Linked DNA regions of Mus musculus: region 1 is linked to region 2. A link is a loop called in an ENCODE intact Hi-C map of the cell type or tissue named here. Cell type or tissue: left cerebral cortex. All regions are shown on one strand.

The links. Hi-C counts contacts between places; a loop is a spot of excess contacts. Peaks named below come from ENCODE experiments on the same cell type or tissue, not always from the same donor. Only the 100,000 strongest peaks of a DNase experiment are listed, where the experiment ranks them.
Region 1: it touches region 2 in a loop (4-fold over the local background); 19 of 42 quality-filtered maps call a loop at or near these places.

Annotation. Positions count from the first base shown.
Region 1 is chr3:9,707,897-9,715,896 of GRCm38, forward strand. The region is part of intron 3 of Pag1 (phosphoprotein associated with glycosphingolipid microdomains 1); the gene reads right to left. Among named protein-coding and RNA genes, the nearest start is that of Gm33169, 49 kb to the left of the region's middle. In left cerebral cortex, CTCF peaks have their summits at 1,208 (motif pointing right), 2,114, 3,209 (motif pointing right) and 7,935; DNase peaks (open chromatin) are centred at 1,152 and 3,223.
Region 2 is chr3:9,829,555-9,837,554 of GRCm38, forward strand. Pag1 (phosphoprotein associated with glycosphingolipid microdomains 1) reads right to left here and starts at 4,125. Exons shown (of 9, transcript NM_001195031.1): 1 at 3,657-4,125. In left cerebral cortex, no CTCF peak of the experiment used is centred here; DNase peaks (open chromatin) are centred at 3,270 and 4,082; H3K4me3 peaks cover 2,658 bases; H3K27ac peaks cover 2,159 bases.

The sequences.
Region 1 (8,000 bases), 120 kb before region 2:
GTCGAAGCCACTGCAACAGAGGCAGAATGCTCTATTAAACATCTACCTGCAAATTCAAGGAAGCCCATAGCCGAGGTAGAGTACAGCCGAGGAGACCCGACCGCCCTGTCTGCCAGTGCGCATGGATACCCCTCTAACGCTATAATGCTTTGGGGTTTCTTGGGTAATATGGAACTTCCCCTGGTTATATATTATGTCTGCAAACACAACAGGGTCAGTGTGACACACAGACAAATTGCTTCTGCATGGGTAAGTAACCACCACATTTCAGGAGACAAAGAACAATTCACTTTAAACCGTGCCCGCAGTGACAGGTTTCTAAAATACACATGGGAGAGCATTTAAGTCACAGTGACCTCTGATATAATTTTGTGTAGCTGCAAATCATGAAACACTTTCAGAAACACAGACAAAGGATCCATCTCTTGTACACACACAGTTTTGTTTCTTCATCCACACCCTGATTAATCAATGTGATTTATAAAGAGCAAACTTTGTAGATGATAGCTGCTGTGGAATTGCTCGGGGCAGAGCAGCGGGTGCACCAGGAGCCTGCACGCAGGGCTCTCCAGGGCTCCCTCCACTTCTGAACGCGTCTCATCTTTCCTCTTTCTTGTTCTCTTAACAGGAGGCGGCTGCTGGAATAGGTGAAGTGTGGGGGGTACCAGCCTAGCATGACAGTCCAGGGAGGGAGGATGAAAGGGGGACACTCAGAGCTACTGAATAAAAGATGGAACTTACAGCTTACCCCCTTCAATTAGAACTTCATGAAAAGCCACTGAAAGAAATCCTCCCCAGCTCTTGCCCTGTACAAAAATCTCATAATGAGAAGAGTAATTGTCTGGTTCACTTCGGGGAGCCAGGGTAAAACCTCAGGCTCAGCCACAGACGGCTTCCACCCCAGTGCCCCACTGCTACTTGACTGGAGGACTGAGGCTACAGCAGGGGCGGAGGAGAGACAGGAGACAAAACGGTCTCCAGAGGAGCGTGGCATCAGGGTATGTGTACAGTCACACCTCTCACCTCCAGAGTGGACTATTCCTGTTCTAGAGATCTTACACTCTTTTTTCTCCACCTCTTTCTGGATCTGCCTCCATAATTCTGCCACCAACACCTCACGTGGATACTGCCTTGAATTTTCCCAGGCTCCTTTACAACCCAGCTTCTTTACAACTTCCTGCCCACTTGTGTAGATACACTGCTTGCCCAGTAGGTGGCGATGCAATGTACCCTCCCTGTGTGAACGCACTCCCATTCATGTGTATGGTGTGACTTTTGTGCTCTTCGCCTTCTTGGCAGGGATGGGAGTGTGGTCCTTACGTAGGGTGCATGTTACATTTCTGGAAAAGACTCGTCGTGAATAACTGATTTTGTAGGTCAGTCATGGTGGCACATGCCTTTAGTCTCAGCACTTGGGAGGCATAGGTAATCTATGGCATAGGTAATCTATGGATCTCTGTGAGTTTGAGGCCAGCCTGGTCTACAGAGTGAGTCCCATGACAGCTAGGACTACAAAGATAGATCCTGTCACAAACAAACAAACAAACAAACAAACAAACAACCTTACTAAAAACAAAGAGCAGCCGATTTTGGGACTGCATATATAAATATTTTTTTAATAAAAAATCTTTAAAAATTTATTCCTCTCTCCACCTTGACCACTTTCCTCTCCTTCCTGTCCTCCTAGCTCTTCTCCCTTCCCTTCCCCCTCCCCATCCACTCCTCCTTTTCCCTTCAGACAAGGTCAGGCCTGCAATCTGGTATGAACTAAACATCCATATGAAAGTCGCAGTCATACTATGATAAACCCTCCTATCAAGGCTGGATGAGTTGACCCAGCAGGAGGAAAGGGCCCCACAAGGAGGTAAAAGATCAGAGGCAGCCCCTGCCCCCACTGCAAGGAGTCCCACAAGAACATCAAGCTACACAACCATAACATAAATGCAGAGGGCCTAGGTCAGACCCATGCAGGCTTTCTGATTGTCAGTTCATGCTCTGTGAGCCCTGATGAGTCCAGGTTAATCAATTCTGTGGATTTTCTTATGATGCCCATGACTCCTCTGGCTCCCACAATCCTTCCGTACCCCCTTCCACAGGATTTCTAGAGCCCCACCTAGTGTTTGACTGTGGGTCTCTGCATGCTTCCACCAGCTGCTGCCGAAGCCTTTCTGATGGCGATTATGCCGGGCTCCTGTCTATGAGATTCAGGAATCATTTCACTGACTTGATTTTTGTGAGGGGACCTGTAATGTTTGGTTCTATCCTAAGTCTCTGGCTATCTAGCTTCTGGTTCCTGGCCCTCTGGGCAGTGCCAGGGTTAGGCTTCCTGTCATTGCATGGATCTCAGGCTGGACCAGTCACAGGTTGGACACTTCCACAATTTCTCTGTGCCACTCCAGCGCATCTTGTAGGCAGGACAAATTGTAAGTCGAAGGCTTTGTGGCTGGGTTATGTCTCAATCCCTCCACTTGTCTTGTCTGGTTATAGGAGACTATTGTTCCAGGCCATCTCTCCCACTACTAGGAGTCTTTACTAGGGTTGTTCTTGTAGATTCCTGGGCGCTTCCATTGTCCTGGGTTTCTAGCTCACCCCTGAGATGATCTGACTCAGGGCAAAGGAGTCCCGCTGACCGTTACTGACCTCAAGTGACACTATGACACCTGTGGATCACACCAAGCTGAGCTCCAGAAGGTGGTAGTGTTAACACAGCTAGAGAGCAGTGAACAGTTGTGCACAAGGTCTTTTTGCTTTATAGTGTGCTTCATTATTGGATACACTGGCTGATTCCAATCAAGTTGCAGACAGTCATGAATAAAAATACATTGCAGTCCTGAAAAGGGGCAGTGGAGTTTCCCGCCCCTCTTAAGCATGGCAATTCTGATGACTCGGGCACACAACTCCTTGACTCAGGTGGGTACTTCAGGTTATAAACTTGTGCTGAAATTCATTCTGCTACTTACTTTTTTTATGTACCATGTGCTGGTCTTGAATTGGCTAAATAGCCAAGGAGGGCCTTGAACTCCTGTTTCTACCACCCCTGCCTGCAGAGTGTTGGGATTAGCAAGATAGATAGATATTTTGTGCTGAAAACTCCACAATCTATTATCATCCTGTCAAATATACAGATTTGATGATTTCACTGATCAGTAAATGATTTCAATCATTAGTAAAAACTATTGGCCTTTTATCTTTAAAGCAGGTATTTTAAGCCACAAGGTGGCAGCCTAACCCTAGTTTCAGTCCCAGTGAACAGGCCTGAGCAGCATGGAGAGGTCCTGAATAATTGTGGTTGGTCATGTTTGGTGTTTAATTCTTCATTAGCTTGGACTATCAGCCACCCAAATCAATTCCAAGAGGACGGAAAGCAAATACCAGCAAGAAGAACAAAAGGGGCAGAGCAGGGCAGCTGTTCACTTTTCTAGCAGACGCTCTAAGCAGGTAGGTGCTCAGATCACAGCCTGCCCTATAATAACACTTCACAGGGCTGGGGTGGCCCGCAGATTAGATTATCTAGGGAGGCGAACACTTGCAGCCCCTTTGAAGCAGGTTCAGGTCAGTAATGATAGTTATTATGGCTTCACAGCTGTCCTGTGGACCTGTAATTAAGGATGACAGAAACCATCTTGGTTTATGACCCCTCTCCTAAGGGACCAGGGAGGGCAGAGTTGCCAGCCCCATGGGAATGGCTCCTGCTGTCAGTACCAGGTATGCAAACTGTGTATGGGTTACAAATGAACCAACCAGACAAGTTAACAGTCAGGAGGAGCAAAATTCTCTGGTAAATCCCTGCCCTATGTAAAATGATGGATGTGTGGGCCAGGGGATGAACCCCAGGACAGCCCTTTCATGCCCTCTGTCCTAACTTCACTTCTGTCACTGTGGTAAGATATCACGATGATGATGACGATGACTATGACCACCAGCACCTGCACCCGCACCCGCACTGGCACCGGCACCTGCACTGGCACCCACACCCGCACCGGCACCGGCACCGGCACTAGCACCAGCACCAGCACCAGCTAGTGCTAGGCAGGGAGGGGAACGTCTTCTTTAAGTGCTTTTCCTCATTTTGATTTAGTGTGGATTTGGGGGTGGCGGGGGGGGGGGTGAGGAGAAGAGGAGGACAAGAGAAGAGAGAAGGTTTGTTATTTCTAGCAGCCTGTGCTGCACATACTCCAGACAGAGCTGGGATTCACTGAGCATCTGGGTCAAGGTGACGTAGCCTGTGATCAGAGGGTGGCAGAGGAAGAGGCTTTGCTTGCCTCAGGCCATGAGGGACATCTCAGCAAGCATGCAATTGGATTTGGGGATCCTTCCTTTTTTGCTGCATGCTTGCTTATTTGACCTGGCGGAAAAGGACTCTGAGGGCAGGGATGAAGTCATCTCTTTTCCCTTAAAAACCTCAGCATCTTCATAATCTGAAAACTAGGTTCTGGTCAGGATGCTTCCGGGAAGACTAGCAAGGGCACTCTCAGATGCAGGGGTGGCTTACATGGCAAGGGAGAGAAGCCGAAGGAGCCCAGGGTGTCCTGGGGCCAGACCCTCACTCTGGAACCAGCAAAGTGGATCGTTCTGGGGACAGCCATACCACTACCACTTGAGCATGAGTCTCAGAGCCAGCAGTCTCCCCGTTAACTCTCACACACGACCACTCCCTGTCCCCCTCCCTTGAGAGTTCTACACACTGACAGCCTCATCTACCGTCTCCTCTGACACTGTCCTGTCCTTTAGCGCTCAGCTTCCAGGCTTCTGGAACAGGTCCCCTCTTCTTACAACCCTTTCTCCCTCCAAATTTAGTTACGGCCCCATCTTAGAAGGAATTTTTCTGTCTACCATTACTCAAAATTGAGCACTTCAGTGTCTCTTCCATGGGTCTCTCTGTGTGTCCCACAGTGGGCATTCAGAATGCATCTTCAGAAGGAAGTGTTCCAAGGTGGCAGAGCGTCAGGATTTCTGAGGAGGCCTCGAGCAAGAAGTTGCTTTTCTCAGCTTTCAGGCTGGCTTTCTATGAGGAGCAGGAGTGATACAGGTTTGCTTGCCAGGCCACTGGGACACAGCAAACTGATCCTCTGTGTCTCTCTGTGCACAGACAGCACCAATCACCTTCCTTTACCCAGGCTCCCAGAACCCGAGGAGGAGGCTATACACCAGCTGGGACTCCAGTCTTCAGAGAAATCCACCAGAACCATAGATGAGTCAATATCATCAGCCTCTTACCTTGTGATTAATAGCAGATTTATATTTAATAATGCGTCTATGTGTGGGTTTGTGTCATGGAGGCCAGGGGTGTCAGACATCCTAGACTGGCATTGCAGGAAGTTGTGGGACACCTGGTATAGGTGCATGGCTGAACTCTGAGGCACTGTGTACTCTTAGCCACAGAGCCACCTTTCCAGCCCATCTAGTTTATGTTTTATTTAATCCTGTGGGCCTTTGTGTTAATGGCCTTGTCAGAGAAGGGCTTCCTACTCCACCAGCCCTCAGTACTCTCAGAGGCCATCCAGAGCTGGCCTCATATCCCCCATGCAGGATGGCAGACTGTGAAGGTGAGGGAGCTACAGCCATCATCCTCTGGGATGACGCCCAGTTTGTCCACCGCTCATTCTCCTGGGGCATCGATCCCTGGCTGTCGTCTGTGGGAGTCAGGGCACTTTGCAGCAGCTCGGCTGTGATGCATGTGGTATTCACCTGCAGACGCTTCCTGAGCCCAGTGCTAGCTCCCGTCACACTCAACTGAGCATTGCTTCACACCCACTTTATTTGGCTTCTGAGGTTCGCTGACTCAGCCTTTGTTTTCAGAGTAATAACAAGACAACAAAAACAAACTTCTGCTTCTTTATTTGAAAAGTGAACTCTTCCTCATAAATGTCTCCCAGCCAAATCCTCCTCTTATAGCTCACAGTACTTCCAAAGCTCAGATCTGTGGCTAAGAGATGGCTCAGTCAGTAAAGTGCTTGATGCACAAGCGTGAGAACTGGGTTTGGACCCCTGGCATGGACACAAAATCCAGCCTTGATCAGTGCTGGGAGTAAAACGACATGAGAGTTCGCTCTGCCGCCAGTGGGTATAGCACAAATGGTAAGCTCCAACCTCAGCGAGAGACCCTGCCTCAGAAGTAAGGTGGGCTGTAAGAGGATAACATCTGCTGTTGACCTGGAGCCTCTGCAGCTACAGGCACATGCAGCACACATGCATGAGGACAGGGGTAATTCTTAGTGCCCTCTGTTGCATCACTGATACCACTGTATATCCAAAAATGCTCAACCCTCAGGACTGGAGAAGCAAAACTTAAGACCAGAGATGGCAGCAGACTGTCTGTAATAGCCTCTCTGTGCCACAGCAATCCATCCCCACGGTGCAGGAGACGAAGGATGGAGCATGGCTTGTGCAGCACAGTGTCTGACACAGCAGTCCTGAACATCACTTCCAGGGAGTGTGTTGAAAACGCACCCGCACCCTTCTGGCCTGGCTTGCTTGCACAGGCCTGTAATCTTAGCTACTCACTGATGACTTGAAGGGTCTAGTTCAGCCATTGTGCAGGGGCTGCATTTCAAGGTGCTGTCTGGAGGGTAACCCATGACCTTCACCTCAGCTCATGTCATAAGATACTTGAGTTTTGTCAGTAGAACCTTTGTCATCTGTATTAGTTGGGTCCTGTTCTCCCACCCATTCCCATGCTCCCAGAAATAAGACTCAGACTCCAAATATATCTACAGAGACCTTGACCATATAGCTGGAGTCTTTTCTGGCTAGATATAAGTTAAAACATCCCATTTATTTTAATCAACACTCTGCCAATTGGCTGCTTACCTGTGCTCAGGTCCCACACATTCATCTTGTCACAGCTTTCCAGGTGAATCTCTCATGCCTGGTTCTTTCCTAGAACTCTTTCTGCCTCCCAGATGTCTCTCCTTCTATTCTACCCTTTCCTATAGGCCATAGGCCTTTAAATTGACAGATGATGCATCCATACAATACACAAGATAGAGAGCTGGAGGATTTGTGGCCAGTTCCCTGGTGCTGAAACCTGGCCATCACCTTGCTTGAAGAGCATGTGACCAGAAGTCTAAGCGTTCACTCTTCCCACAGCACTTAACTACAAGGCTGTTGTGTCTGTCCAATGACTGAGAGACGTTCAGGGAGTAGACACTCTGTGCTGTGTGCAGCCTCTGCTCTATGCACTCCCACTGAGCTGCTCCCCAGGCCTTCCTCAGTTTCCCCTTTTGAGAAATGTTGTCATTTTAGAGTCCTTCCCAGCTTCTAGCTTCTCCTGTCTTATGAGTATGGCTGTGTTTCTCAGAGTCAGAGCCAACAATTCAGAACTGTGTATATAGGCACAAAAGCTGCACTGGTGGTTCTTAAGGACTGTCTGAGTGTCTCAGAAAGTGTCATGGGAAGTATTAGTGAGCCCAACCAGTTAAACAGATGCCGTAAGGGAAAAAACAAATCACAGGCAGTCTTTGTGGCCAGCATGTAGTGGCAGGAAGCAACCCCACACTCCTTCCAGAGCATCAGGCCATGATCTATGGTGTATGCTGACTTGTCCTCAGTGCTCCATGGCATTATACTTTATGACTCATTACAGGCACATACTTGTAATTCTAGCCTAGTAGGCTGAAGCAGGAAAACTGGCAATTAGGGTTCAGCTTGGGCTACGTAGTGAAAAACGTGTCTCTCCAGAAATCATGAAACAAAGAAAAAGAAAGCCCATCCTTAGCCTAGGCACGTATTCATGAGCTATCCAACAGCCTCTAAGAAACACGCCAGAACAGGGCAAAGCCCAGGGATTCAATGTAAACCAGGGATTCCTGTAAACCAACGCAGACACTCCTGCCGGATGGGGTCCGAAGCTCTTTGCTTGTTCTTTGGAAACCCTACAGATGGCAGGCTTGAGCGGGAGCCATTTCAGTGTGTGCTCAGCCTGGGATGTCCTGAAGTTATGACATTCCAGAGCCTGCCCCTACTGGTCAGGAAGTAGCTCCTTGGCTTGGTCCTACTGG
Region 2 (8,000 bases):
AGTAATGCGATTAAGGAAGAGTAAATGGTCTTTACTCACTTATATCCATATTACAATTAATGTGCAGACTATATGCCTGAGCCGTCTCCCATCCATGGACTAAGCAGGCCCAAGCCTGCTTAGCTTCAGAAATCATATAAGATTGGGTGAATGAAGGGTAGGATGTCTGTAGTTGTACATCAGTCTTCTGAGAGCAAAAGAAAACGGATGTGTGTGTTTTGAGGGGGGGAAGGATTTCTTGTAGATTTAAAAGTGACAACAGAAAATCCACTATAACAACACAAATAGGAAATAAAACATCCATATGGAAATTATTTTCACAGGGTTAGCTCTAGTTATAGCCATGTTCCAGGGAGACATTTGATCAGAAAATCCAGAACAGGGAACAGCTGGAATCTAGCTACTGAGGCAAAGTGTGTATGTATTGTTTGAAAAGGAAGGATGAAATATCAGTAGAGAGAACTCGGTTGGTGGCAGGAGTTCTTTTTGGCATACTGCAGTTGTGGCGTTGTGCCTCCAAAGGCTCTCAGAAGCTCACTACTGGAAACTCACTGTTGAGCAGCTTTGGAGAGACAGATACATGGCACGCACATACATACATACACACACACACATACACACACACACACACACACACAGAGAGGGGGGGGGTTAGGAGGGGAGAGAGATCCAGAGCATCAGCCAGGTAGCAGTGAGCATCCATCTTAGAGTACTTTTAGTGGTAAGGATATCAGCTAGGAGGGTTTCAGTAAACATTCACTCACCTGGGGTGAGTCAGCTGCCTAGGAGCTTTCTATAGCAATTGATTTCAGTATCTAAAAGATAAAGACCAGAATACCTAAGAAAGCCCAAAGTACCATGGCCACTCAATCACCCCACACCCTAGAACTCAGAAGAGAAACTCAACAGTCCATGGAGATTTTAAACCAAAATAGCTCGTATGGAATCCGCCAACAACTGCTTCCTATGGCTTTAAACCTAAGACTAAAGGAAGTGTGCCCATAGATGTGATGGATAAATGATTTCCACTTCAGAACACTGAGTTCAAGATAAGCACAAGGCCCCATCTCTCTGCCTGAGTGGAGTTCTTCCTTGGACACTGGGCTATGCTCAGAGACAATGCTGGCTGATTATTGCTGCTTGTGTCCATGTGGACCACAGACAGCAAAGACACAGGCTGCAGGGAGGCAGAATAGCGAGCATCAACCACCAATACAAAGTATCAAGTTACCCAACTTTTCTCTTTGGTTCTACGAATGTATAAACAGGGAAGAAAGAAGTAACAGAATCCAGTTTCAGCTGAAGGCAAAACACCCTGTTATCTTTCTCACAATAGCACTAAACGGGGTTTGCAACCAGGGCCTGGCATTTAATAACAGAGAAGTTGATGATAATAGCTTCCAGTCTCGAAGAAGGAGTGCTATTTAGCACTTTGCATACTTGAAACTTTAAACATAAACTTCCCGTGGAGAAAGGATAACCCACCCACATTGCTTGCAAGTTGAGGCAGCAGGGTCAAAGAACAAGATTCCAACAGGCATGTTTAAGATGCCAGCTCTAATTTCTACTACTTGATCTCTCTCGGCCTCAGTTTCTTCCTCTCTAACATCAAGACAAAGCCATCTCCATAGAAGGCCTTCAGGGAGGCACTGCTGGAGACAGTAAATCCAATATTAACATGTGGCCAGGGTGTTTATATCCTCTCTCCTATTACACATGTGCACTGCTTCTACTGACCTCCAGCAACAGCTGTTTAATGTCTACAGCTTATCCCAAGACAAATTTCCTTTCACAGCATGAAACTTTTTCCCCAAAGTCAGCCTACGATACTTGACACCAGCTCAATACCTTCTCATCAGGATTCCACTTAAGCCTCGCACAACCCAACCAGGAAGGTACTGCAATTACACCCACCTATTTTACAGATGGAGACGCCGGGCACAGAATTCCGGTATTGCTCAGATTCAAAGCCAGCAATAGTGCCAACAGCCTGGTCTCTTGAAAGCCCACACTTGGACAAAATTTCTTCTAGGGGTCAGCACTCAATGCTCCTATAAACTACAATGTGATAACTAGCTTTTCAACGTTAAAATAATCTTTCTTTTTTCTTAGAATCCTTAAAATAATAACTATGCTTAAACCAGGTGCCTATAACTAGTTAGTTCATCTTGTTATATCCACTGAAGCACTCTAACCCATACATGCCTCTTTCTAAAGGTCACCTAAATAAATCTCACATTGACTCACATCCCTGAGTTTTTATTTCAAATCCATATGCATGTATATATTTTTCTGTGTGCATATTTCTTTCCATCTATGGATACATGTGTATCACAGGGCAGCTGCAATATGAGCTGTTTGGTTAATGCAAAGCTGGTACTCTAAATATTATCTTTCTTTATAACAGTCACTGCCTATCAGTCACACAGCAGGGCTGTATGGTATTTCAAAGAATTCCTTTTACAAATTTAATCAACTCAAGTATTAAACATCAATGGCATTAATCCATTGCTCTGCTTAAAAGGAATCTCTAGGGGCAGCTGAGAATGAAAGGTTAAAGATTTCTACCCTTCAAAGTAGGCCACTGTAGCTACCTATAAATCATGCTCTTTGTTTATTAAGATAATTAAGGCCATCAGTGCACTTCACTTTCAGACTCAACAATTGTCTGGTATGAGCAAATCTCCACTTTTACTAAAACAAAAGGGGATGTGTTCTAAAGAGGGTTCTGTGCATGCTCTCTGTACAATGTATGGTATTTTAAAGCATGATTTATGTATCTAATTCCTTGAACTGCCTTGAAAAAAATACACCAAGTTCTTCCTCCCATGCTCCCTATTAGGAGAAGACAGTCTAATTTAAAGACTGCCCTGTTTCTGACTACGAACCACTATATCATGTCAACGTTTTTATTAAATACGGCTCAAGCTGGACTTGAAAAAAAAAATGGAGTGAGTAGAGGCCCAGATGCAGCCCCTGCAGATGCAAAGGTACCCAGCCAGGAGGCTTACATAAGAGATGCAGGACAACTCAGCCATCCTCGGAATCCTGTTTCTTTGAGACTTGCCCACATTCTTAAAGCATATGAATTAAAACGCATAGAGCACTTTTCTCATTTTCTATGCCTTGGAGCACAAAACACTCATTTGACACATAAGTTGTTTTTCCCTAAAGGGCTAGGCTCCAATTATGGGAGGTTGGCAACTTCTGCCTAAGGGAAGAGTGAAGTGGGATGTGCAGAAAGCCTGCAGGCCCGAGCAGCAATGTCTCAGCTTCTCATCTCTGTGCCAGTCCTCCGAGGGGATGGAGGGGATGTAGGCAGAGCTTCCTAGGATGGAGGTGGCTGACGTCCCTGACCCCACGCGGCGCAAAATCAAGGAGCTCAGAATGTGCAATTTAGCGGCGGGCCAAATGCCCTCGGAGCACCTGTCTCCCCTAGCACATTTCCAGCTGGCACATTCGGGAGAGGCAGGAGCCAGCCCTAGACTCCAGCCTTGAGTCTTCGAATGCCATGCCCCATCCTTTACAGTCCAGTACGCCTTCCTCCAGCCGCAGCCCCGCTAACGGGAGGTAAAACCTCGGCCTGGAACCACAGGAATAAAACGAACCTGTCCTTCCCACGCTGCCCGAAACTTCAGAAACTACAGTCAACTTACTGGTTCGCAGAGGTCTTCTGGGGCTCCAGAGCTCTAAAAAGCGCTGCAACTCCGCTGCTCGCAGCCGGGCTGGCCCGCGGTGGGCAGTGGTAGCGGGCGCAGGACCCTCCTGATCCTCGTCGCCTCGGTTCTGCCGTGCCGGGGGAGGTGCGCTCTCCCGGGCGCACCGGGCGGCCGCAGAGACTCGGACTGCACCGGGAACCCGAGCAAACGCCGTCGTGGCCGCCAGCCCTTGAGAGCTGTGCTCGGAGCTCCGGGTGCGTGTCTCCCTCTCTGAGGGAATGCGACACCACGGAGTCCCCGCACGAGAGGCTCCAGAGCGCTGCAGAGTCACCAGTCCGCCCCGGAGGAGCAGTCACAGCACCCGCGCGCCGGGCGGGAACCGCAGTCCGCACTGGCCGCCGCGCCGCGGAGAATGACAGCGCCGAGGCGGAGCAGCGCGCGGGACTCAGTGCGCATGTTCGCGACTGCTGCGGCACGTCACGGGGGCGGTGCCAACGGGCGGGGTTGGGCGGAGCGAGAAGGGTGGGGCGGGGTCGGGGGGGGGGTTGCTGCGAGGCTAATGTGGCTGCCAGCTGCAGGGCAAGGAGCTGGAGCTTCGCAAAATCAGGGCTGGTGACCAAAAACTCTGTGACTGAGGTTGTCTCCTTAGCCCATTGTCCCTTAAGAAGCAGTCTATGGGGAACTGCCTTAGGGTCCCAGGACAGCCTGCAAAGGTCAAGTTTAACCCAGATGGTTGCTTAACCTTCAAGGACTGCAATTTGCAGGACACCTTTCACTTTGATCTGATGCAGAGTAAGAACTTGAGGAGCTTGTAGGAGCCCTTTGTCCTGGCTGGACTCCAAAGTAAACACAGGAGACTCTGAGAGGTGGGGCCCAGGTATGTAGGTTGTAAATAGCCTTGCCCAAAGCTCCCCAAGAGAATGTGCTGGTTGTATGGTAATACAACACTTGCCTACGCACATTCAGAAGGTCTGGAGGATGGGGAATCCCTATTCCAATAGGGTCCAAGACTATTCCAGGGCTGCAAGCCTCCCACACCCTGTTCTTCCTTGCCACTTACGAGGACAGAGACCCCAGAGCAGCTACTGGCGTGTGGGTCTGCCTGAGAATCAGGTGAAAATGCTTTTAACTTGGAATTTCCAAGGCGTATCCACTATGGTTCGGGTTCACCCACTGGGCACTGGGGGAGGGAGTGGGAGGGGAGATTGTGTGGGGGAGTGGGGTGGGGTGGGGAGGACTCGAATATTGCCTGGAACAAGCTGCAGATAAATCTGACAAGGGTTTTGTTGGCCTTGAATTTTAACTTATTAAACAAGCAACCCGGAAATGGGGATAGACAGTGTGGAAACAAATAACCAGTCCAGATGTGACACTCAGGACTTCTGAGCCAAGTCCACTGAACTCTAAACCAAACAGTTATTTGTCTGACAAGTTCATTTGTTTTCTCTAATGGGGAAGAACAGGCACGAGTGATATTAAACATACACACATTCACTCAGGTAGTGTGAAGTTGGCTGGATAAAAACGGCTCATTAGGAGCAAAGGGGTGGGAATAGGGAGTTGAGTAAAGGAGAAAGGAATGTTAATACGTTGCAGAGGAGGATGTGTAGGAGATATTAAACTCAGTCTTCAGCTTGGAAAGGTACTTTGAGAATAAGGATGCAGGATCCAACTTGGCTGGATTTAGAGGACGGTGAGAGGTTCGTTGGTTTGAGAACTTATAAAGGTCTGGATTTCACCACCAGGCTGTACTAGTGACTTTTCTCATTGCTGTGACAAAATGTTTGGCAACAGCAGCGACTCAGGGAATGAAGGCTTTGGTTCGAGCCATGCTTTGAGGGTCCAGTCTACCATGGCGCAGAAGGCAGCAGCGTGAGGAAGTCGGTCACACGGCATTGACAGTCGGGATGGATGAGAGGTGTTTAGTCCTTTTTATTCCAATATCCCAGTCCATGCTATGGCACTGCCCAAGGGCAGCAAGAGCCTCCCCTCCTCAGATAAGCCTCTCTGGGAACACCTTTCCCTAAGACACACCAAGTCCTGTAAAGCTGACAAGATTAACCACCACAATGACTTACCTCATTGAATCCCACAATGATCTTCTAAATTAGATATAGGAAGTTATTGTATCTATTTTTTGCTCTTAAAAAAATGCATTCTGTGGGGCTTAGTTGATGCAGTGCTTGCTGCACACACAAGAGGACCTGGATTGGGATCCCTAGAAAGGGACCACTTACAAAGCCAGATGTTGAAGCCACATCTGCTATTTCAGATCTGGGGGTGTGGAGATGGAGCGATCAGTGGGACTTGGGGACCAGGCTCAATCAGGGACATCCAGGTTCAGTGAAAGATCCTGACTCAAAAATGAGGTGCAGAGCAATTGAGGAAAGCACCCACTATCAAACTCTGGGCTCTCCATGTGTGCTCATGCACACACATGATCATGTATATGCACATATGTCACACACACAGCAATCAAGTCAAAGAATAAGCACCAAGAAGAGAACGCCCACTGAGCAGGTACGCCATGCTCTGGCTCCGGTGTGAGCAAGCTTCAGGTAACAGGAAATGACTGGAATCTTATAAAGAAAACTCTGCAATATTTTCCACATAGTTTGAGAGACTGTGATTGTTTGAATATGCTCTGCCCAGGTTGGTGGCATTATTAGGAGGTGTGGCCTTGCTGGAATAGGTGTGTCACTGTGGTTGTGGGCTTTAATACCTTACTTCTAACTTCCTGGAAGCCAATATTCTGCTAGCAGCCTTCATATGAAGATGTAGAACTCTCAGCTCCTCCAGCGCCATGCCTGCCTGGATGCTGCCATGTTCCCACCTTGATGATAATGGACTGAACCTCTGAACCCATGAGTCAGCCCCAATTAAATGTTGTCCTTATAAAAGGTGCCTTGGTCACAGCAGTAAAACCCTAACGAAGAAAAACACATTGCGAACTTTTTGAGTTAGGAAGGCTTTCATTTTTTCTAAGGAAGAAGTATGTCTCTTGTCTCCATCCCACTTTGCAGCTTCTTGAATTAGGGCTGCACAAAGTGGTTTCCAGAGCATCAGAATCCTGCAGTTACCTACACAAGATTGCCAGGGATTTAGAAGGGCAACATTCACACTCTCTGGGGACAAGTGCAATTACCATCCTCATTTCACACAGGAAGAGTGAACGAGGAGAAATCACTGATTCAGTCTCTTTCCCAAGCTCCCTTTACCAAACGACACACTAGAGATTCATTTCCATTTCCAAATTGCTCAGATCAGGATCTGCAATCATCCAATGAGAACTCACACGTGTTTCAAAGACGATCTTTATTAGTTAATGCATAGATAGCACTCCCTGTGTGTGAAGTTTTGGAAGCAAGTGTGTATTTATATATTATTCTACAGAGGTTAACCTCTCTCAACTGTATATATAGTCTCTTTTGATTATAAATTAGAAACGAATGAGTTCACAAAAACGAATTCATTTAAAATGAGGGATCTGCTCCATCATAGTAAATTTGGTTGAGTATTTTCTAATGACTTACTTATTCCTTTATATGTGGGTGTGCTGTGTGACATGTGTGCACGTGTAGCTGTCTCAGATGCCCTAAAGAGAGCACTAGATCCCTAGAACTGGCAACACAGGCAGTTGTGAGTTGCTGGATGTGGGTGCTGGGAATTGAACCTGGGTCCTTTGAAAAAGTAGTATATACTCTCATCCATGAAGCCGTCTCTCCAGCCCCTGGTACAGTTTGTTTGTTTGTTTGTTTTGTAAGAGTATCTTAATTTAAAAAAAAGCTAGTAGAATAAATTACATCGGGACTTTTAAATAAAGAACTGGTGTTTGATACTTTTCTTGTTGCTATAATAAAATAACAGACAAAAGCAACTTAGGAAATCGTTGTTTGAGGGTACGATCTCTCATGGTGCAGAGGGCATAAGACAGCTAGCTGATCATGTTGCACTCAGAGACAGAAAACAGGAGAGATGTGTTCTGGTATTCAGCTTTCTTTTCTCCCCCCCCCCCTCTTGTTTCTTTTCTTTTTCCATTTATATTTACTCTGGGACTCTAACCTGGAGCCACTTGCCGCAGGGTAGTTCTTTTGTCCTTGGTTTAAGCTCTGTAGAAGCTTGTCGTAGATCCCAGTAGAGAGGTTTCTCTTGGGCGATTCTCAATCCTGTAAGCTGACAAAGAAGTTAACCATCACAGCTCTTCTAGGCTTCCACGGCTCCAGCAACTCCATCGAAAATAGTTATCTGTGTAGCATTTATTGACTTCAAGTAATCTATGGCTCAATTTTATAAAAAATTAATTAGTATGTCCCACTGCCATTCCGAGCCACTGTTATTGAT